5 separate regions of the Homo sapiens genome follow, and regions 1, 2, 4 and 5 are each linked to region 3. The links are chromatin contacts, found by Hi-C or POLR2A ChIA-PET in ENCODE. All regions are on one chromosome and are shown on one strand. Each heading gives the region's core, a stretch centred on a gene start or an enhancer-like site at or near the end of the contact. The rest is flanking DNA. Distances are from core to core; before and after follow the strand shown.

Region 1 (4,268 bases), core at 1,324-3,823, 570 kb before region 3:
GCGCCCACACTTGGGCGTGTCTGGGGCCTCAGGGGTACTCTTGGGGCTTTTTCTTCAATCCAGCTTTAGTGAAAAGACAACTCAGGTATTAGTGCAGAAAGGTCTGTACACTCCCAAGGCATGTTTTATTTAGATGTATTTATTACAATTCCAGGTGGGACGAGACGCTAACACATGCTCCTTCCTGGCGCCAGGGTCTGCTCTGTGGTCCGCACCGGGGTGCTCAGCATTGCTTGGGTTCCACTTCCTTCTCACTGGGGACCATGGTCAGGCAGCCCTACAACACACAGCGGCGGCCTCAGGCACACGGCTGATGCGAAGGTTTCACTTTCCTTAAGTGCAGACAACCATTTACAAACTTTTGGGTGGGGGGTGCTTTTTTATTTTTTATTTATTTATTTATTTTTTGAGACATAGTCTCACTCTGTCGCCCAGGCTGGAGTGCAATGGCAGGATCTCAGATCACTACAACCTCCACCTTCCAGGTTCAAGCAATTCTCCTTCCTCAGCCTCCTGAGTAGCTAGGACCACAGCCACACGCCACCACACCCTGCTAAGTTTTGTATTTTTAGCAGAGACGGGGTTTCACCATGTTGGCCAGGTTGCTCTCGAACTCCTGATCTCAAGTGATCCTCCCACCTCAGCCTCCCAAAGTGCTGAGATTACAGGTGTGAGCCAGCGTGCCCGGCCAGGGGGCTGCTAATTTTAAGGCAGGCAAAAACCTGAAAAATTTTCTCCTTATTTACTTCATGATGTGGTAGATGCTTAGCTCACATACATAGGAAATGCAGCAGGTAAGTTCTGCATGTACCATGGCTGAGGCATGAATGTCACAGGGTCTCTGGCTGCCTAAGAAGCAGTGTGGGGAGAATGGGCTTCACTCTGTGCAATCAGATTCTCTCAACGGCAGGTTTTCCCCAAAACGTGGGAACCTGGGTTCCATCTCCAAGTGTGGACACTGGGACCGGGGCCCAGGGAGGAGCATTTATTTCCATGCAGGGCTGGCTACACACTGAGGGTCAGGGAGAGCCATTTTGTTAGTTCACACCTAACCCTTAGTTCTCAGAGGAAAGACAGCCATGGGAAATGCCACTTTGAGATATTTCCCACCTAAAGCTTATTTTTTTTTCCTTTTTTTTTTTTTTTTTTTAAGACAGAGTTTCACTCTTGTCACCCAGGCTGGAGCGCAATGGTGCAGTCTCGGCTCCCTGTAACCTCCGCCTCCCAGGTTCAAGCGATTCTCCTGCCTCAGACTCCCAGGTAGCTGGGATTACAGGCACATGCCACCATGACCGGCTAATTTTTATATTTTTAGTAGAGATGGGGTTTCACCATGTTGGCTAAGCTGGTCTTGAACTCCTGACCTCAGGTGATCCACCCTCCTCAGCCTCCCAAAGTGCTGGGATTACAGGCGTGAGCCACCACGCCTAGCCTATTTTTCATACTGAAAGAAAGATGGATTAGAATGTTAGTGGCCAAGCTCTGAATCAACCCCCTGGGAACACACAGGGTGCAAAGTAGGATGGCCCACGAATCCAAGGAGAGACACTTTGCATGGAAAAAAGGCTTGTCTACATTTAATGCTATTACAGAAAGTCTTTCCAAAGGATTCCATTTTTCTTTCTTTCTTTTTGAGATGGAGTCTTGCGCTGTTGCCCAGGCTGGAGTACAGTGGCACGATCTCGGCTCACTGCACCCTCCACCTCCTGGGTTCACGCGATTCTCCTGCCTCAGCCTCCCAAGTAGCTGGGACTACAGGCATGTGCCACCACACCCGGCTAAGTTTTGTATTTTTAGTAGAATTGGGGTTTTGCCATGTTGGCCAGGCTGGTCTCAAACTCCTGACCTCAGGTGATCCACCTGCCTCGGCCTCCCAAAGTGCTGGGATTACAGGCGTGAGCCACCGCACCCAGCCAGGATTCCCTTTTCAAAAAGGAATCCACTTTCCCCGTGCAGCGGGCGAAGGAGGTGAGTCTAAGAGCCAGAGCAGGGAGAGATGCACTGTGAGTGCCATCTGACGAAGGTTCCACAGGATGCCGATTTCTGAGCCCAGTGTAAACTATTTTGTCAGCGACACGGGAACCTGTTTGTAAATGCTGGAAGGTAGTCCTGTTTTGGATCAGAACAGTCTTCATCCCAGCAACAAACCTCACTGCGAGGGTGTTCTCATTGTTCTGGCTGGCCTCCACCTAGCACCATGTGGCTCTCAGACTGTATAAAACTGCCTGTAGGAGCCATCGCAAACAGAAAAAGTACCAGGTTTTCACCTTGGCAGTCAGTATGTTTTTTTTTTTTTCACATACACACACATATATTAGTTTTTAAGTCTTTTTACCCCTCTTCTGAAGAGTCTATAGAAGAAGCCTCTGTTTGGTCTGGAAACCGGGGTATGTATGTTCTTGTCTAGATCTAATGGCAAAGCTTCCTCACTTTCACTTTTGTTGATGTCTTTGAAACACCCAGATTCGATCATCTGCATGCACAGAATAACAGGACAGAGAAGCCGCAGAGAAACTGCCAGGTCAGTGGGTGTCTCCCAGTGCCAGCAGCTCCTGCCCAGCCCCGTGCGGGGCACCTCAGAGCTCCTGCACCCACTGTGGGGCCCCTTTTCTGGGTTCCTCCTTCCCTGCTTCCTGACCTCTTCTTGGAATAAGTAATGTGGTCTCCTCTCCCCTTGTCTCTGAGTGTACTCCCAAAGCAGGGAACTACCATGGGAACCCTGGCTGCCAGCCAGCCCTGCTTAGGGAGTGGGGCTCGGGGTGGCAGGCAAGCTCCCATCAGACCCAAAATAGCTACCTCCTGTCCACTTCCTGTCATTGGGACCAGGGACAGCCGCTGTGCTTCTGGACAGCTGCTGATATGGTCCTTGGCTTGCCCATGGTCTAGTCCTGTGGTCAAAAGTCTTATACAATCTTTTTTTTTTTTTTTTTGGGTGAGACGAAGTCTCGTTCTGTCGCCCAAGGTGGAGTACAGTGGCGCAATCTCAGCTCACTGCAACTTCTGCCTCCCAGGTTCAAGCGATTCTCCTGCCTCAGCATCCCTACTAGCTGGGACTACAGGTGCCTGCCACCATGCCTGGCTAATTTTTGTACTTTTAGTAGAGACAGGGTTTCACTATGTTGGCCAGGCTGGTCTCGAACTCCTGACCTCATGATCTGCCTGCCTCAGCCTCCCAAAGTGCTGGGATTACAGGCGTGAGCCACTGCGCCCAGCCGTCTTATATAATTTTATCTCCCAAATACACACAGACACACACACACACACGGACACACACACACCCTTTTCCCTGGGTCACTGTTGGAACTAACGTAAAGCGGCTGTGCTGGAAGGGCAGTACCTCATTCTGCCAGGGGATGGAGACACACCCGGTAGCAAACCGAGCATAGAAGTCTTCATCTGCGGTGTCCAGGTAGATCCCTTTCACCACCGAGAACTGCTCGATATCCAGGACGTCCTTACAGTAAACGGCATGAGGCTGTGTAGCAAGAACAGGGGCAGCCTCTGAGATGACTACAGCAATTCTCAGCTCCCTCAGTTCCCAAGAATGAAACGCCCAGCAAACTGACGCATAAACACCGCCACTCTCCCTGTCTCCATTCTTTTGCCAGGCCCCTCTCACTTGAGGCATTTTCTAAATCACAGAATGTGTCCTCTGAAGAGGTGGTTCGCCAGCTTTTAGTGTCACCAATTTTGTGGTACTGTCTGTGCCAGGTCCCTTGCATGCCCTGGCTCTCTCCCTCTTTCTCACACACACACACACACACATACACACACACATACACACACACACACACACACACACACCCCTCCTGAGGCCATGCCCTTCTCCTTTCCGTAGTGCAAAATGGATTGCAAACAGAGGTCAGGGATGCAGGGCAGGGTGGACTGCACGTATTGGAAGATGCAGCACAGAACCGGAGAAGTGTGAACAGGGACAGAGGCCACCAGCGGTGGGATCCCTTAGTGACAATTCTCGCCCCTGCCTCCAATTCTTGGTGCACTCCTGGCAAAGCACCCGGAGAAAACCTGAGGAACAGCAGCAGCTCCCACTTCCCATCCTCCTGCAGGTCCACTGAGTGGTCTCCAAGGCTGCAAGGGACCTCATCCCTCCGCTCAGCTCCCTGAATCAGCAGGTCCCTCCTCTGGGACAGGAACCCAGGTCTGCAGCTCCTATCCCGGCACTGCTGTCCTCAGAGGCAGAGGGTCAGGCAGGCAGGAGGGAGTGCCAAGGTCCGGGTCTCCACCTGCCGCCAGTACAGTTCCTTGCA
Region 2 (4,208 bases), core at 435-2,934, 700 kb after region 3:
GAGGGTAATAACAACACCTTTTTGTAATGTAATCTGGGTCAGGTGTCCCGGGATAGGGCCGGGCGTTCAGACAGCGCTCCGCATATGTGAGAGGGCCGGAGCTCTGTCTGGGAACAGCGACATCTCATGAGCAGCCTCCCCTCTGGCCCCAGAGCCCAGAAACTACTTTGAGAGAAAAGGATGAGGCCAGGTGGGGGGTGGGGAAGGGGTGCTAACCTGCCTATGGAACCTTGGAGCCAGGGCTTCCAGGAGGACGGGAGGCGTGCAGGGACCCAGCGACCTGGGGCTGAGCTCAGGAAACTCCCGCTGGCTGCCGGGAGGAGGCGGTGCTGGGGTTGCGAAGAAGGGCTGGAAGCCGGGGCCTGGGGTGGGGGTGGAAGGCGGGGTGGGCCGGGGTGGGGGCGGCGGCCGTGACCTAGCGGGGGCACCACCCCTCCCACCTGGAGAACACCCTTGGGTCTCTCCGAAGGGCACGACGGTACGGGCCGCCCCAGCTCTGCACAAAGGGCAGCTCCGGGCCGCTGCTGGCGGAGCGGGGTCGGGAGCGGGGCGCGGGGCGCGGGGCGGGGGGCTCCGGCCGGCGCGGGCGTGGCGGGCGGAAGGGGCTCCCCGGGCGCCGCTCAAAGGCCGCTAATGTTCGCTAATCCCGGCCTTTCAGGCGGCTGCGGCCCGAGCTGTTGGCCCAACAACAGGCGGCTGAAAGGGGAGCGCGGGGCGCTGGGGGCCGCTGCCCCCGCCGGCCCCGCCCCCGACCCGGCGGCCTCGCGCCCGGGACCCCAGCCCTCGGCGCCCGGAGGGTCCGCGCGCGCCTCCCGGTGGGGACACCGAGGCCGGGAGCGGCCGGGCGAGCGGGGCAGAGCGGAGGGGGGAAGGAGGGAGAGGGAGGGGGAGGAGGGGAGGGAGGGGCAGGAGGGGAGGGAGGGGCAGGAGGGGAGGGAGGGGCAGGAGGGGAGGGAGGGAGGAGGGGAGACCCGCCCCCTCAGGCTGCGCCGTGGTTCCCAGGCCGGGAGGGGCGCGGGGGCCCCCTGGTCGCAGACGGGCCGGGCCCCTCTGGAGCGTGACCCCGGCTTTCAGCGCCGCCCCTGGCCCGGCCCCAGCGCCTCGTTAGGGATTTAATTAAGGAGCCGCCGGGGATTTGCATAATCTCCGAGCCGCGCGGGGAGCCCCGGAGGCGGGCGGGCGGAGGGGGCGGTGGGGCCGGGCGCGCCTCTGGGCTTGGGTCTCCCAGTCGGGGCCGCAGGGGCCGGAGCAGACGAGGGACCACCGCGGGCAGGAAGCACCCTTTGTGCCACCGCCGGCCCTGGAACTCCCCGTCGGAGCCGGAGGGTCCCCTCCACGGCCGACTGGCCTCGCGGACCCAGCTGGACGGGACAGGGCTCCCCGGGGGGCCGCGCTCACCCCACCCCCCCTTCCCCCGGCAAACAGCAAAGGCAAACATTCCAGCCGCGCCCGCCGGAGCCAGGAGGGTGAGGGCAGGCGGCCGACCCCTGCCAGTGGCAGGACATCCCCCTACAGCCCTGGTCTGAAGAGGGCAGGGACCAGGCTCTGGCTGGAGCTTCTGTGCTGACCCCTGAGGCGGGGATGGCCGGAGACCCGTCCTCGGACCCTGGACTGGAGAGGAGGTGGGGGAGGGGCCTCGGGCGACCTGCTGAAGGGCCCTGTGGCTGTGGCTGAGCGCGGGTCACTAAGGCCCGAACTGGGTGGGTGAACCCTGCTTTCGCAGCCGCCCACAGGGCCCCTGCCTCTACAGGCAGTCCAGATGGAAGACAGGGTCCCAGGCCTAGAAGGGGGGGCACGTCCCTGCCCCTCCCCTCCCTCCTCGACTGGCACCTCAGAGCTGGGAAGTGCATGACAATGTGGCCTTGGGAGGGTTGCCGGGACTCAGCAGGAGGCGTTGCAGGCCTGGGCCATCCTCTGGGCCTCCGCCATGGCCCCAGCAGCCTCCTCACGCCTGGCACTCGCCTGCCCTGCGGGCATTCCCACAGCCTTCAAAGGGCATGTGGGCCCTGAGAGGGGCAGGGCCTTTCATCTCCTGGGTGGCAGGCCCAGAGCTGAGTGATTCCAGGGGTACTGGCCTCCCAGGCCCTGCCCCCTAATACCCTGGTGGGACCTGGCACCCCAGCCAGCCTGGGCTCTGCCCACCATGTCAGGGAGGGGCCCCAGGGCAGGGCAGGAGGTTGGGAAGGTGTGAGCCTGCACCTAGGCCCAAGGCCACCTACAAAGGCCTGAAATTACACCCTCCTCACGTTTGACCCCAGCCCCAGTCCCCACAGGGACCTTGCTGTCCTGGGTGGCCTCCTGTCCCCTGTGCCCACGGCAGCCAGGGGATCCCCCACATCCTGCCCCACCCCACACCGGCAGTGGCTCCTGTGACCTCCAGGTCAGAACCAAAGCTCCCTGGTGCCCACTAGGCTGCAGCACTAGTGCCCTGTGCTCCACGCCCTCCTCCCTCCTCCCTCCTCCCTTCTCCCCACTCTGTGCCTGCTCCGTTGCTGGAATGCAGGTGCCTTGCTCATCTTCACCCCTCTGAGTATCCCTCCAGGGCGCAGTCACGTGACACAACAGGGCTGAGGTGGAGCCCAGGGCTGAGGTGGTGCAGGGCTTGCTCCTCTAGGGAGGCCTGGACAGAGGGGGGTCCACACCCAGGCCCGCCATGGGCTTTGCCTGCAGAACGCCTGCCCACTGCCATCTCCCAGGAGCAGAGGGCAGGGGACAAGCCTGAGCAGAGGGCAGGGGACGAGGCTAGCCTGAGTCAGGGGAGCTTCCTCTGCGTGGGTCTTCAGGGGTGAATAGGAGCTTGCTAGGATGGAGGAGGAGGTAGAAGCACCCAGCAGACCCCAGGGATGCAGGGGTGGCAGTGTGAAGTGGGCTGGGCAGGAGGCCAGGGCTTTGGGGTCTCTGGATTGACCCTGCAGCTTTTTGTGGCCCAGGGACCCTGGGGACAAGAAACTGTCCCCAAACATCGAGTTCCAGTCCCTGGCAGGCCCCTCCCTGCACCAGGCTTCAGTGCCACCCAACTCTTTGTGCCCCATGGAGACTCCACTCATCTGAGAGCCAGGGCTGGGGGACAGGAGTGTCCTAGCTGCAAGCTGCACTGGGGCCAGGGACAAGGCAGCCCCAGTGGGGAGAGGCAGGCAGAGGGGTCTCTGGAGAGAGGTGGGTTTCGGCGCCCAGAGACACACAATGTGAACCCAGCCCTGACCGCCCAGCCCCATTCTCAGCTGAGGGGTCTGGGCCCAAAGCCAGCCACACCTTCCAAGGAGAAGTCAGAAGATGCCCCCAGCCCCATAGCAGCCCCCCGCCACCTGCCTCAGTACCTGAGTCCCAGGCCATCATGTCCTGCTGGCCCCTGCTCTGGCGCCAGGCACCCATCTTGCCCGCACCCCTCGCAGGGCTGGAGGTGGGGGCTCAGGCCTGCCCCGAGGAGAGGAGGAGGGAGGGGAGGATGGACACCTTACGGGGCGGTACCAGCCTCAGGCCGCAGCCCCCACCATGGTCTGTGGTGCAGGGGAGGCTCTAAGGAGGCTGGGGGTTCAAGGGCAGAGGGCCGTGCTCAGGGAGGCCCTACAGGAACAGGAACAGAGGGTGGGGGATCCCCTGTGGGGGCAAGATGTGGGTGGGAGCAGGCTCAGGAGGCCAGCCAGGCTCACACTCGGCCCCCAGGTCTCAATCACCTGCCCTTGGGGTCTGCAGGGCCCTATCGCCTATGGCCATGAGAGGGACAGACGCCAGCTGCCTGGTTTTCATTCAGTTTCACTTAAATTGTCTAAATATTGGCCGGGCGCAGTGGCTTACACCTATAATCCCAGCACTTTGGGAGGCTGAGGTGGGCGGATCACCTGAGGTTGGGAGTTCAAGACCAGGCTGACCTGTTAACATGGAGAAACGCTGTCTCTACTAAAAATACAAAATTAGCTGGGCATGGTGGCGCATGCCCATAATCCCAGCTACTTGGGAGGCTGAGGCAGGAGAATTACTTGAACCCAGGAGGCGGAGGTTGTGGTGAGCTGAGATTGTGCCATTGCACTCCAGCCTGGGCAACAAGAGCAAAACTCCATCTCAAAGAAAAAAAAATTGTCTAAATATTGTCGTAGGCAGCTCCAGACCCACGCCCCTCCTTCCGACTCGCCGTTCTCCAGGGCTGCACCTGAGGGCTGGCCTGTGTTTGCAGTCCCCCAGAGCCGAATGCCTGCTCTGCTGAGCGGGGC
Region 3 (4,600 bases), core at 883-3,382:
CCCAGCACTTTGGGAGGCCGAGGCAGGCGGATCACTTGAGGTCAGGCGTTCGAGACCAGCCTGGCCAATATGGTGAAACCCCGTCTCCACTAAAAATACAAAAATTAACTGGGTGTGGTAGTACATGCCTGTAATCCCAGCTACTCCGGAGGCTGAGGCAGGAGAATCACTTGAGCCCAGATGGCAGAGGTTACAGTGAGACCGAGAACACGCCAGTGCACTGCATCCTGGGTGACAGAGTGAGATTCCACCTCAAAAAAAAAAAAAAAAAAAAAGTGTGAAATATTGTGAATTACCCAAACGTGACACAAGAGACACAAAGTGAGCACATGCTGTTGGAAAAATGGCTGGCATTTACAGACTTGCTCGATGAATCCTTGCTATAAACCTTCACCTTGCAAAAAAAAAAAGGCAGTATTTGCAAAACACAATAAAATGAGTTATCTCTTATTCCCTCCATCCTCACCCAGCTACAGGAGGACCACGACTGTTTACTGCTGTATTCCAAGCAGAAAGGTTGGCATACAGGAGACCTCAAAAATACGCTACTTTGATCTTGAGGAGAGTGAAAAATCTTACTCATTTTATGTACAAAGCACAGATGTGCATACATTATATAAAAAGAAATAGTTTACGTATGGCATTAAGATTTCATGAAGATTAGAAAAACAATGTTTACAAAAGGTCCTTACAAAGGTAGTAATTCAAGAAAAGATCAATAAACGATGTGTTAAAGTAAGATTTTTGGAAGCTCAAATTCAGGCAATACAAAAGCCAGCAATATATCTTGCTACTCGAATGCCTCTATTTCACCTCAAACTCACAGATAAAACTGAACCCAATATGTCCTTGTCCATTAAAAAGCAAATCACCAAGAAAGTAACAAAAGATTCCCTTCAATGTCTCTTTTATTGACAGTGGTCCCAAAACTCCTGGTCAATGAATTCAAAACCCAAATCTTGCAGGTAGGACTTAACCTCATCTGCTGCCAAATAGCTGGCTATGTGACCTTGGGCAGACCACTTCACTTTTCTGGACCTCAGTCTCCCCAGTCAGTTGGACAGTCTAAGCCAGGCTCCAGAGCTGAGACCCTACGTCTGGCTCAAGAACTTGGTGCAGAAACAGAACGAAGATTATTAAGTTTGTGAACGTCTATGGGAACTGACAAGTGAAAGACAAAAGCTGAAATCCCTACCAAAACGGCTTGCCCAAGCTCTATCCTTTTCCCTCTTCCCTCGATGGATCAAAGGCGGAAAAGCGGTGTTTACTAGCAACTCTGTTTCGGGTCGTGAGAATCTTCATACACCTGTCTATAGGCGCGCCAGAGCGGTGAAGGGCCCGAGCGGTGCAGGGCTGGGCCGCAAGCCTCACAGTCGCACGTTCCACCAACCACCAGCCGGGGCCCGGAAGCGCGCCCGGAAATCGAGGCCCTACTAAGTTTTAGACTGCGACCTCGGCGCCCCCACGGTCAGGCCCGCACCCGTACTCAGATCCTCCCGACCTACAAAAGGCCCCGCCACGCGGCCCACGCACCCCGGCAAACTCGCAGGCCCCACGATGGCGGGGCGGCGGCGCGAACACACAAAGGAGGCGTCGTCAGCGGGGAACAAAAACCCTGCCCGGGTCTTCCCCCTAACAGCACATCCTGCCCGACTTTCCAAGTGACCTTGGGGGCGTTCCTGCCCCTCCCAGAGTCTCAGTTTCCCTTCCTAGGCTAGGAACTAAGCCCCATGGCCGCGGCCCCCCAGGGTGAGCCGAGACCCAGACGCAGACCTCCTAACTTCTGTTGCCCGCGCCAAGCCGGGCTCGGTGCGCCCGCGCGGACGGCAGTGCGAGCGACCAGAGCTGGCTCGAGGTCCCGGGCTGCAAAGCCTCGGCTGGGTCAAGCCGCGCAGCGCGGCTCCCCCAAGAGGCGCGGGCCGAGGCCTCTGTAGGCCGCGAAGCTGCCTAAACCTCGCATCTGCAAGGCCCTGACTTACCGCTGCTTTCCCGCAAAGCTCGGCCTAACCTGGAGCTAGTTAGGTCCGCAGGCGCCACCGCCGGCGCACTCCGGAGAAGAAGCTCCTTCTTCAGCCGCCCAGGAGAGCTCCTCGAGAAAGATGCCGCCGCCTCAACAGCAACCCACTTCCGCTTCGGAGGCCTCGGCTCCGCCCCCCATCATGTCCCCATTGGCCGCCCGCCTACTCTACTTCCGCGGTCGGCCGGGTAAGGACAAATTTTTTAATCCTATTGGATAAGAAAACCATCTGTTACCACTTTAAAACGCGCCTCTTTCCGCCCCCGCCCACAATCGAGCGCACTAACTCGCACCTTCCGGCAAGAGACGGCGCGGGCGCGCCCCGCCCGCAAGGTTTTTCGGGAGTCACGGTCTGAGGGCGACCCGGGCGACCCGGTCGCCCGTGCCCGGCTGCCACTGACCGCTCCAACGCCGCCAGGGACGACCCGCCAGCTGCCTCCGGAGCCGAGCAGGCCCCGAACCTTCCCATTCCTAGATTTCCAGCCGCACAACAGCCGCGGTGCCCCTGGCTCGACGCAGCTGGCCGGAGGCGCGGAGCTGGTCGTTCGTCCCGCCCGCCGTTCCGCGCCCCTCTCCCGGCTCTTGTTTCCTCGCCTCTTAACGAGGCCTTTGTGAGGAAGGTTGCTGGGCCTTGGGACTCTGACGATCGGCTGGAAACCAGGCCTGGCCCTGTTTCAGCATCCCCGCGTGCCAAGCCCTGGGCCGGCGTGCGGGTCCCTGCCCCTGCGAGGAAGCTGGGACTTTTGCAGGCCTGGGTGGAGACGTGTACATAACAGAGGAAGAGTGTGGAGGATTGGAGGACTCAGGGCAGCACGGCAGAGGTGCATGCAGGTCCCCGGTCGGACTGGAGAATGGGCGGTGGGTTTCTTGAGCTCCAGTCCCTGAGCTCGACTTTGACGTGGGTTTAGCAACCAGGAAAAAAGCCCACCTTGTCCCTGCTGCCTGAGAATACCCAGACCTTAGTCCATGGCCAGCATCTCTGGTCCCTCGGCACCCTCAGGCAACGTGAAGGTCACCCCAAATGCCTTGGGTTACATTGTTTCCTTACAGTGAGTTTGTTTGTTTTAGTGGCGCGATCTCGGCTCACTGCAAGCTCTAACCTCCTGGGTTCACGTGATTCTCCTGCCTCAGCCTCCCGAATAGCTGGGATTACAGGCGCCTGCCACCACGCCCGGCTAATTTTCTTTGTATTTTTAGTAGAGATGGAGTTCCATCATGTTGGCCAGGCTGGTCTCGAGCTCCTGACCTCAGGTGATCCACCCTCCTTGGCCTCCAAAAGTGCTGGGATTACTGGTGTGAGCCACCTCGCCCGGCCACCTTACAGTGAGTTTCTAACCTCGAAAATGGAGTCAAATAACGGAATGACAAGGCAGATAGAAACCAGAGCATTAACGTTTTTGTGTTGCATTTACAAACAATATGTGTTTGCTATTTTTCGTAATTGTAAGGAAATCTGGCATGGTAGAGTATCTGATAGATAAATGTAATTCTCATGTAAAATATCTAAGTATTTGTGTTTTTTGTTTGTTTGTTTGTTTGTTTTGAGACGGAGTCTCGCTCTGTCGCCCAGGCTGGAGTGCAGTGGCGCGATCTCGGCTCACTGCAAGCTCCGCATCCCGGGTTCACGCCATTCTCCTGCCTCAGCCTCCCAAGTAGCTGGGACTACAGGCGCCCGCCACCACGCCTGGCTAATTTTTTTTTTTTTGTATTTTTTAGTAGAGACGGGGTTTCACCGTGTTAGCCAGGATGGTCTTGATCTCCTGACCTCGTGATCCACCCGCCTCGGCCTCCCAAAGTGCTGGGATTACAGGCGTGGGCCACCGCACCCAGTCTTTTTTTTTTTTTTTTTTTTTGAGACGAGGTGTCACTCTGTCAGCCAGGCTGGAGTGCAGTGGCACAATCATGACTCACTCACTGCAGCCTCGACCTCCCCAGGTTTAGATGATCAACCCACCTTGGCCTCCTGAGTAGCTGGGACCACAGGTGTGTGCCACCATGCCTGGCTAATTTTTTTGTATTTTTTTTTTGTAGACACTGGCTTTCGCCATGTTGCCCAGTCTTGTCTTGAAGCCCCGGGCTCAAGTTATCTGCTCACCTCGACCTCCCAAAGTGTTGAGATTACAGGCATGAGCCATCACACCCTGCCCTAAGTATTTGATTTTTGATAGCGACTGTAAGTTGAAAGGTATAACATTTTCCGAAGTTTGTGATTATAATTGGAGCAAAGAGAACTTAAAAGTTTAAAAGAAATGAAGACATTTAATATATCTATGAGAATTATTTAAATATTAATACTTGATAAGGCAGACAACTGAAATGCTAAAAAATAAAATTAGATTCTACGTGTATAAATGCAGTTGAAAATGTTTAAGAGAATTTCAGTTCATAAATGGGGCCGTACATGATTAATCAAAATGGTGGTTAAAAATGATCAGATTTAGGGCGGGCATGGTGGCTCTCACCTGTAATCTTAACACTTTCGGAGGCTGAGGTGGGAGGATTGCTTGAGCTGAGGAGTTTATAGATGAGCCTGGGTAACGTGGTAAAACCCCCTCTCCACACACACACACACAAATAATAATT
Region 4 (4,048 bases), core at 779-3,278, 820 kb before region 3:
GGAGCCAGCCCTTGACCCTGGATTCCCTCCTCTTTGCAGTGCCTGTCGAGTGCCTCCCTCCCACCTCCTGACCCTCCCCAGGACATGCCCTCAGGCCGCGCCACCCCTGCCCTCTCCTGAGCACTCCACAGGTCAGTACTGTACCTCCAGTCCACGTGAGGGGCCTTTCCTCCGCCCTTGTCTTTGTCAACCTCCCTGAGACCTCCGGTCACCACTGCCCTGTCGCTCCTCCCTCTGCTCTGCCAGTCACAGAGGCATCCGCATCATTGCAGTTACCAGGGCTAGAACTGTAAGCCTGTCTGATGGCAGGTTCCAGCCTCAGGAGGTCTCAGAGATAAGGCTGGACTTGCAGTTTTAAGAAAAAGACCCAGACAGGGGTGCACCAACTTGTGCAGGCTCAGCCACCCCACTGCCCTTGCCTGAGCCCCTGCCCTCAGCCAACATGGCCTCCCCCACCTGCAGAGCATCCAGCTGAGGCACCACGCAGGGCCCGGGCACCGGATACCCATCATCTCAAGTCCCCAAAAGCACTGGCCACGATGGACCTTTTTATATCGCTTTTTCAGGGGAAGAAACTTCGCACTGTGACAATTACTTTCTAAAGTGAAATATAAACTGGTTCTCCCTTACTCAGAATTGCTCTGCCCTCCCCACGTCGCCTTCTCTAGGGGAAGGCCAGCAGGACTCCACCCCAGCAGCCCTTGCTGCCCAAAGCCGCCTCTCTGCCCTCCTTGGTAGTCTCCTTGCTGTGAATGGTGGGGCTGCTGCCTTGCCTGGGAAGGCCCCCCAGCGCCCCTTCTGTGCAGGCCTTGCCGGCCATCCTGCACGTCCCTGTGGCCTCAGAAGGGCCCTGCACAGGACGGCATGGACCACGCTGAGGACTTCAGACAAAGACACTCTTAGCCCTTGCAGCAGCTCCAAAGACAGGTCCAATGAGGAAACTCAGGCACAGAGAAGGTGGTCACCTGCCCAGGGACACATTCCCAGCAAGTGACCAAGCAGGTGAGAGGCCAGGTGGTCCTCTCTGTCCACACTCCACGGCTCTGGGCCCCCTCTGTGTTCACCCTCCACTGTCTACACTCCATGGCTCTGGGCCCCTTCTCTGTCTGCACGGCTATGAGACTCTGTCTACACTCCACAGCTATGGGTCCCCTCTCTGTCTACACTAGATGGCTCTGGGCCCTCTCTCTGTCTACACTCCACGGCTCTGGGCCCCCTCTCGGTCTACACTCCACGGCTCTGGGCCCCCTCTCTGTCCACACTCCACAGCTCTGGGCCCCCTCTCTGTCTACACTCCACTGTTTATACTCCATGGCTCTGGGCGCCCTTTCTGTCTACACTCCACAGCTCTGGGTCCCCTCTCTGTCCCCATTCCACAGCTTTGGGCCCCTCTCTGTCTACACCGCACGGCTCTGGGACCCCTCTGTCTACACTGCACAATCGCGGCACCGCGGCTGAGGCGACCCCAGGTCGCTGCAGTGCGTCTGGAGTTCGGGTCTCGGAAGGCAGCTTCTGCCCTAACAAAGCGGCCGCTCGTGGAGTCCGACGAGGGAACCCTCCCAGCGCTCCCGGGCGCATCTCGCCCGCGGGACCCCCTGCCCGGCGCCGCCCCCGCGGGTCCCGCCAAGGGCCCGGGCGGGCCTCACAGCGCGGGGCCCCAGGAGGCCGCGCACCCGCCCGGCCGGAGGCCCCACAGGCCCGCGCCCCGCGCCGCCCGCCCCCGCCCCCGCCCCGCCCCGCCCCGCGCCGGGCCCGGGACCAGGAGCCTGAGTCAGGCCGGCGAACAAAAGGCAGGGCGGGCGGGCGGCGACCCCGAGGGGACGGGCGCCGCGCAGGGCTGGCCGGGATCGGCCGGGAGGCGGAGGGCGCGGGCGCGCGCCCCGGAGACGAAAGAAAGAGCGGAGGCGGCGCGCCCTGCCCCCGCCCCGGCCCCGGCCCCGCACACCTACCGGGCCGCGCCGCTCGCTCCCGCTCCGGGCGCTTCGGCCCGCGCCACCGCCCGCGCGCGCAACGGTCGCCTCGGCAGCCACCGCCCCCCGGGGTCGAGGCGAGGGCGGGGCCGAGGCCGGAGGAGGGGCGGGGACGGAGAGGGGCGGGGCGAACCTGGTGAGGCGGGGCCAAGGGGGTGGGGTTGGGGCGGGGCGATGCGGGGGCGGGGCACGGGGCGGGGCGAGGGCCTTCGCGTCGGGACAGCGTGGTAACGGGACTGCCAGGGAAGCAGGGATGAGAAGAAGCGAGGGACGGGGCCTCCACGGCCGGGGGCGGGACTTCCGTTGGGGGCGCGGCGGCGCTGGTGCGCACGGTGTGTACCCGCACTGGCCCGGCCCTGGTGCTGGGAGCGACTGCGTTCCCGCAAGCTGGTTTTCTCTGCCTCCGCTGGCCCGGGACACCCTGCGAAGGGCAGGTCGGTGTGGCCGGGAGGAGCCGCCCCTGCCTGGGCTGTCTCTGTCCTTCGCCGTCGGTGTCCGAGGAAGTCCCGCTCCCGTTGGGTCTCTGTGCCCGGGAAACCTGGCTGTGGGGAGTCAGGCCCCGGCGCCCTGGCTTTTCGGCTGGGCAGATGCCCGGAGCTGGCGGCAGCTTCGGGGGCGGCGTGAGTTCCCGCGGCGAAGCCACGGGGACAGCCAGGAAAGGCCGTTCCCTCCGGGCCCCGGGACGCCCGCGAAGGCGGCGCGGTGACTGCGGCGTCCAGCGGGTCTGCCCCTCCCGGAGCGCGGGCAGCAGCGAGGGCGGGACCGGAGGCACCGCTGGCACGAGAGGAGGAGCTGCCCGGCCCCGGCCTGCGCCTCTGGCCCTGTCCCAGCCGCCGCCTTCACCCTTTAGGCCGGAGTTCCTTCCTCGCCCTCTTCGTGTCTTCCTTCCCCGGCGCTGGGTCTCCCTGCCCCTTCCTTCCTGCCTTCCCCTCATTCTCTCCCGCCGCGTTTTTCCCTCGAGACGCATCCGTCGCTGCTGTTCACGCTCCAGCCCTGCCGCCCGCCCAGGGACTCGGCCCCTCTCGGGTTTGCTTCTTTCCTGTCACCTGCCTTGATGGGCTCAAAACGCTTCCCCTCCGTCCCCGCCACCGCCCCATGGTTTCTTGGCAGCTCTCCATCATCTAGTCTTGTGTGATTAGTTTGGATCCCAGGAGGAAACCAATGGCATTCTCAGTGGGACAATTAATTAAGAGTCCAGCAGGGTTCCCGCTGGCAGAGGCGCGGTCCGGGAGCCGGGAAGCCACAGGGCGGTGCTGAATTGGGACAGGTAACAGCAGGGAGGGAACTGTTTTCACCTGCAGGGCTGAAGGAGCGCGGCCAGAGCGGTTACAGGAAGCCAGACAAAGAGAGAGAGATACTTAACAGGAGCTGCGACCTATGGCCAAGGGACACAGCCAGCCCTTGATGACCCAGCAGAGAGAGCCAGGGAAGAGGCCAGGCGCGGTGACTCGTGCCAGTAATCCCAGCACTTTGAGAGGCTGAGGCGGACAGATCGCCGGAGCTCAGGAGTTCGAGACCACCCTGGGCAAGATGGCAAAACCCCATCTCTACTAAAATACAAAAAATTAGCCAAGCGTGGTGGCACGCGCCTATAGTCGAAGCTAGTTGGGAGGCAGAGTCAGGAGAATCACTTGAGCCCCGGAGGCGGAGGTTGCTGTGAGCCGAGATTGTGCCACTGCACTCCAGCCTAGGTGACAGAGTGAAACTCCATCTCAAAAAAAAAAAAAAAAGAGCCAGGAAAGAAACTGCCCCCACCCTGGCCCCCCCAAAACTGTGGACCTTCTTGGCTCCTGCCTATGCGCAGATGGTGGAATCTTCCAGAGCAGCGCCAAGCCAGAAGGAAGCAGGCCGCAGAGCTCAGCCTCCTGAGGCTCCAGGGCAGGGACAAGTGGCCCTGAGTGAGAGATGGGGAAACACCACCTGCAGGTCTCTTCTTTCCCTTTGGCTTTTTCCTCTACACTTGCCCGGCCTCCAGGTGCCTCATGGACAGGGGTAGGGGAAGAGGACGAGCAGCTCATACGAGGGGTCACCGAGCCTGTGAGAGAACTCATGCCCAGCAGGGGGGTGGCCCAAGAAGC
Region 5 (4,382 bases), core at 318-2,817, 610 kb after region 3:
ATCCAGGCCCAGTACCTGGCAGTTCCTGATGGGGAAAACCACCCAGGCAAGCAGGCTACGTTTTCCTGACGGGTGAGGACCGACTGCATGGACAGCAGGGGCAGAGGGGACCCTGGGGAGGGAGCCTCCTAGGGAGATGTGCCATTCAACCAGCCTCTCAAGACTGGGGAGCTGGCTGGCATCAGGCGTTTCACACCCCATGCGCTCCAGGGAACAGAGATGCTGAGTGTGCACTACAAGACCCTCCCCAGGCGGTGCCCTGAGGTGCCGCGGAGAAGCAGGAGGAGGCAGGTTACATCCCTGAACAAGACAGAGGGCAGGGCAAGTGCTGTGCTGGGGATCTCCTAGCTGGAGATCTCCACCAGCTGGGCCCCCAGCGCCGCAGGTCCCCATTTTTCTCCCTGCCTGCTTTCTCTGCCCCAACTCAGGGATCCTCATCTTAGGGAAGGAAGGGGAAGGTGGAGCTCAGAGGTCACGGTCTGCTGGGAGGCTGCACGGTCTCTCTCCCCTGGACTGGTCAGGGCCGGCTATTAAACTGGGCTGGGGGGAGGCTCCTGGGAGACGGCGCATGAGCGGTCCGCGAGCCCAGCCCAGCTCTGGCGGGAATTCTGGAGACTTCGAGCCAGGTCCTTGGCGTCCTGGGCTTCGGCTGTTCCTTCTTGGACTGGGAAGTGGAGCGGACAGGGTATGGCCCAGGTTAGGAAGTCTGGCGCTCTTGCGGCGCGCGGGACCCCAGGGGCTGCTTAGGCCAGAGCGAAACGAGGGGTCCCCCCGCGCCAACGCAGGACCCATATCTACCCCTCCCGCTCAGACGGGAGGACGCGGTGTGCCGGGATGGGGGGCCGCTATGCTGGCTGCGCCGCCACCCGGCCTAGTGCCCTCGCCTCCAGGGGCCGGCATGGCCCTGTCCTTCGGGGCGGGACCCTGCGCTCCCGTCCCCCCAGTGGTGACGGGGACTCCCGACGCCGAGCAGCGCCGTATCTGGGGAGCGCCGCCCGGTACGCAGGGAAGAGGCACTCAGAGCTGCGCGCGCCAGAGTGCAGACCGCCGAGGGCAGAGCCACAGAGCAGGGGGGCCGGCGAGGGACCGCGGCCGAGGGCGTCGAGGGCGCCCCTCCATCCCCAGCGTCCCCTGACTTGCCCTTGGAGCCCCAAGCTCCCAGGAGCCGTTTTCTACTCGTGGGTGCAGGACTTAGTCCCAGAAAAGTTCCGGACACACGCGCTGCTGCCGCCGCCCGGAGACGAAAAGACACTCCCCGCGCAAGCGCGGCCGACTCCCTCAGCTCCTGCGGCCGCCACGCTGCGAGCCCCGGCGTCCACGGTACGACGGGAACCAGGATGCAGCGAGCCCCAGGAGCCAGCCGCCCCGGTGCACGCCGGGACCGGTAGTCCGCGCCTCAGGGTAGTCCGCCGCTCCGGTGCACGCCGGGATCGGTAGTCCGCACCCCAGCGTGCAGGCCGTCCCGGTGCACGCCGGAACCGGTAGTCCGCGGTGGCGCGGTCCGCCCCTCACCTGGCCAGCGGCGGGCGCTGAGGGGCCCAATGGGAGCCGCGGCCTGGCCGCCCCGCCCCGCGCCTCCGGACGTCTGTGCCGGGACAAGGCCGCCGCTGGTGCCGGGTCCTTGAGGAGAGCGCCTCCCGTCCGAGGCCAGCCGCCTCTGTCAGCCGTCCGCGCGGGCCGGGTCTGAAGCGCCGCCGGGACGGCGAAGAGCCGCGGCCGCCGCGGAGAAGGAGGCAGCGCAGGAGGCCGGAGCGGCCGCCGCGCCCGAGCACATGGCGTCCATCTTACTGAGGAGCTGCCGCGGCCGGGCGCCCGCCCGCCTCCCGCCGCCGCCTCGGTACACCGTCCCGCGGGGTAAGCGGCGGGCACCCCAGGGCGGGGCCGGCTCCCGGCTGGTGGGTCGGGAGCGCGGACGACCCGCGGGTTCGGGCTGGTTGTCACGGCGATGCGGGGAGCCCGGTGGTCCCGGCCTCCGGAGCCCCTGCGGGACCGTGGGGCCCCGGGTCTCGTCGCGGGCTGGGCCGCCAGCGCCGGGCGGAGCCGCTGGGCCTCTGCCGTGTGTTGTGACCTTAGGCGGCCGGGTCCCCCGGGTCACTGCCTCAGAGACAGTGGGAAAATTCTGAAGGGCTGGGCAGCCCTGGCGCGCCCTGCGCGAGTAAGCTTGGTGGAACGTGTCCACGCACGAGGACGGCCGTGCCCTTTGGTCACGTTTGGGGTCCCGGAGACGAGACTGGGTGGGCAGGGCAGACACCGGCGAGCAGGACCTGCTGGGCTGCAGGAGCCTTCCTGGTCCGTCACTGATGAGGTGATGCCAGCACCTACAAACCCCTGTGGTGTGATTAGGCCGCGACCGGCACCCGGGGAACACGGGGACTCCGGAGCCGCTGAGGGTCCTCAGGGTGCGTGGCTTTAGCCCCCCTAGCCTCAGGTGCTGTCTGGAGTGAATGCTGTCCCAGGGTGTGCCCACCTCCTCTCTCTCTCTAATTAACCAACTTATTTGAGTCTATGTCCTTATTTGTAAAATTGGAATAAACATAAAACTTGCTAAGAGGGACTCAAGTAAAATAATTAGTGCAGTGGTGCGATCATACTCACTGCACCTCAAACTCCTGGGCTCAAGCTATCCTTCTGCCTCAGCCTCCCAAGTTGTTAGTTGTGCCACACAACACCCAGCTAATTTTTTTTTTTGTAGTTTTTTTGTAGAGACAGGGTCTTGGTATGTTGCCCAGCCTGGTCTTGAACTCCAAGGCTCAACTGATCCTCCTGCTTTGGCCTCCCAAAGTGCTGGGATTACAGGAGCCACCATGCCCAGGCACCCAGCTTCAATATTCTTGTCTCTGTTCCCCACCCCCAAAGAGATAGATTGAAGTTGCCCTGAATGTATCCTCCCAATTCTTGTTTTTTTTTGTTTGTTTGTTTGTTTGTTTTTAAAGACAGAGTCTCAATCTGTTGCTCAGGCTAGAGTGCAGTGGTGTGATCTTGGCTCACTGCAACCTCCACCTCCTGGGTTCAAGTGATTCTCTTACCTCAGCCTGCCGAGTTGCTGGAATTATAGGCACCCGCCATCACGACTGGCTAATTTTTGTATTTTTAGTAGAGACTGTTTTCTCCGTCTTGGCCAGGCGGGTCTCGAACTCCTGACCTCAGGTGATCCACCCACCTCGGCCTCCCAAAGTGCTGGGATTACAGGCGTGAGCCACCGCGCCCGGCCCCCAATTCTTGTAATTTTTTTTTTTTTTTTTTGAAATGGAGTCTCGCTCTGTCATCCAGGCTGGAGTGCAGTGGCATGATCTCGGCTCACTGCAACCTCTGCCTTCCAGGTTCAAGCGATTCTCCTGCCTCAGCCTCCTGAGTAGCTGGGATTACAGGCGCACACCCTCATGCCTGGCTAATTTTTGTATTTTTAGTAGAGATGGGGTTTCACCATGTTGGTCAGGCCGGTCTTGAACTCCTGACCTCGTGATCCACCCACCTCAGCCTCCCAAAGTGCTGGGATTACAGGCGTGAGCCACCTCGCCTGGCCAATTCTTGTAATTTTTACAATAATGGCTGGTTAGCCACTGAAACTTTTGGAGTGGTGAGAGGATGTTGAGTGGTGGAACTGCACAGTCTGAAGGTGGAGCTCAGCATGTGGTCTTTCCAGTTGCTGTGTTAGATGTTAGAGCTCTCTCTGGACCTCTTGATGGTGATAAAAGTACTTTTAACACTTCGTGCTTATTATCAGATTTTTGATAAATAATAATAATAATTAGCTTTTTATGTGCGATTCTGTCATTTCAGGAACACAAATGTCTTCTGTAGTTACTACTGTGCTTTGTGACAGGGACACTGGCAGGTCTGCTGTAGAAACAGTAGGGATTTCAGAGCCAGCGAGACCCAGGGCTGGACTGTGGAGGAGGTCCCTGAACTGATGAGTGATACACCGAGTGGAGTGCTGCAGGCCCCTGCTATTAACATCTTAGATGAGTAGGGTTCGTTGTCACAGTTAATGAACTGACCTTGATCTGTTACTGTTCACTAAAGTCCATAACATATTCAGATTTTCTTTACTCTCCCGTTCTCCATTCTGAGGTCCTTTTTCTGTCCCAGGACCCATCTGTACCACCCTTCTTGATTGCCTCTCAGGCTTTCCTTGTCTGCAGTGACCTTGACAGCTTTGAGGAGTACTGCCCAGGTGGAGTGTAGGGTGCTGCTCTACTGGTATTTCTTGATGTTTCCTCATAATTAAGCTGGGAAAGATGGTTTTTCAGGAGGAAGACCACAGAGGTGAAGCATCCTTATCATATCCCGCCGAGGCTCCATGCTGTCCAAATGATTTGTCACTGTTGATGTTGACCTTGATCAGTAGGCTGAAGTGGTGTTTGTCAGGTTTTTCACTGCCC

What was found. A loop is a pair of places that touch in the nucleus more often than their neighbours do. ChIA-PET counts read pairs that join two places held with the same protein, here RNA polymerase II (POLR2A). Pooled maps may share reads with other maps.
Region 1: a loop to region 3 is called in a pooled map, with 11 times the contacts of the local background. The contact joins the enhancer-like site here to the promoter of RNF4 in region 3. A Hi-C loop is called at or near these places in 2 of 37 single-sample maps with no recorded cell type and 11 of 50 pooled maps. POLR2A ChIA-PET finds 5 or more read pairs at or near these places in 1 of 52 experiments (B cell).
Region 2: a loop to region 3 is called in a pooled map, with 4 times the contacts of the local background. The contact joins the enhancer-like site here to the promoter of RNF4 in region 3. A Hi-C loop is called at or near these places in 1 of 50 pooled maps. POLR2A ChIA-PET finds 5 or more read pairs at or near these places in 2 of 52 experiments (K562 and MCF 10A).
Region 4: a loop to region 3 is called in a pooled map, with 20 times the contacts of the local background. The contact joins the promoter of RGS12 here to the promoter of RNF4 in region 3. A Hi-C loop is called at or near these places in 2 of 37 single-sample maps with no recorded cell type and 13 of 50 pooled maps.
Region 5: a loop to region 3 is called in a map of naive thymus-derived CD4-positive, alpha-beta T cell, with 6 times the contacts of the local background. The contact joins the promoter of LETM1 here to the promoter of RNF4 in region 3. A Hi-C loop is called at or near these places in 1 of 168 maps with a recorded cell type or tissue (naive thymus-derived CD4-positive, alpha-beta T cell), 5 of 37 single-sample maps with no recorded cell type and 12 of 50 pooled maps.

The regions. Positions count from the first base shown.
Region 1 is chr4:3,036,581-3,040,848 of GRCh38, reverse strand. It overlaps GRK4 (G protein-coupled receptor kinase 4), which reads right to left. Exons shown (of 16, transcript NM_182982.3): 14 at 3,338-3,475; 15 at 2,336-2,473; 16 at 89-277. The coding sequence ends at 224. Among named protein-coding and RNA genes, the nearest start is that of HTT, 36 kb to the left of the region's middle. RefSeq lists enhancers at 1-433, 2,402-2,451, 2,462-2,551, 3,132-3,181. Within about 2 kb of position 2,573, at least 4 of the 41 ENCODE cell types and tissues checked have a DNase peak (open chromatin) inside an H3K27ac peak, as active enhancers do.
Region 2 is chr4:1,764,112-1,768,319 of GRCh38, reverse strand. No RefSeq gene overlaps it. Among named protein-coding and RNA genes, the nearest start is that of FGFR3, 27 kb to the left of the region's middle. RefSeq lists enhancers at 1-214, 1,293-2,152. Within about 2 kb of position 1,684, at least 5 of the 41 ENCODE cell types and tissues checked have a DNase peak (open chromatin) inside an H3K27ac peak, as active enhancers do.
Region 3 is chr4:2,466,638-2,471,237 of GRCh38, reverse strand. It overlaps RNF4 (ring finger protein 4), which reads right to left and starts at 2,132. Exons shown (of 8, transcript NM_002938.5): 1 at 1,980-2,132. It overlaps LOC107986250 (a long non-coding RNA gene), which reads left to right and starts at 2,287. Exons shown (of 2, transcript XR_001741551.3): 1 at 2,287-2,838. RefSeq lists enhancers at 1,490-1,609, 1,654-2,226, 1,910-2,269 and a silencer at 2,420-2,589.
Region 4 is chr4:3,291,001-3,295,048 of GRCh38, reverse strand. It overlaps RGS12 (regulator of G protein signaling 12), which reads right to left and starts at 2,028. Exons shown (of 18, transcript NM_001394154.1): 1 at 1,950-2,028. RefSeq lists an enhancer at 654-1,239 and silencers at 1,893-1,942, 1,953-2,432, 2,613-2,722.
Region 5 is chr4:1,853,341-1,857,722 of GRCh38, reverse strand. LETM1 (leucine zipper and EF-hand containing transmembrane protein 1) reads left to right here and starts at 1,567. Exons shown (of 14, transcript NM_012318.3): 1 at 1,567-1,854. The coding sequence starts at 1,773. RefSeq lists enhancers at 1-481, 1,151-1,220, 1,858-2,359 and silencers at 751-970, 1,371-1,930, 1,941-2,130, 2,925-3,101.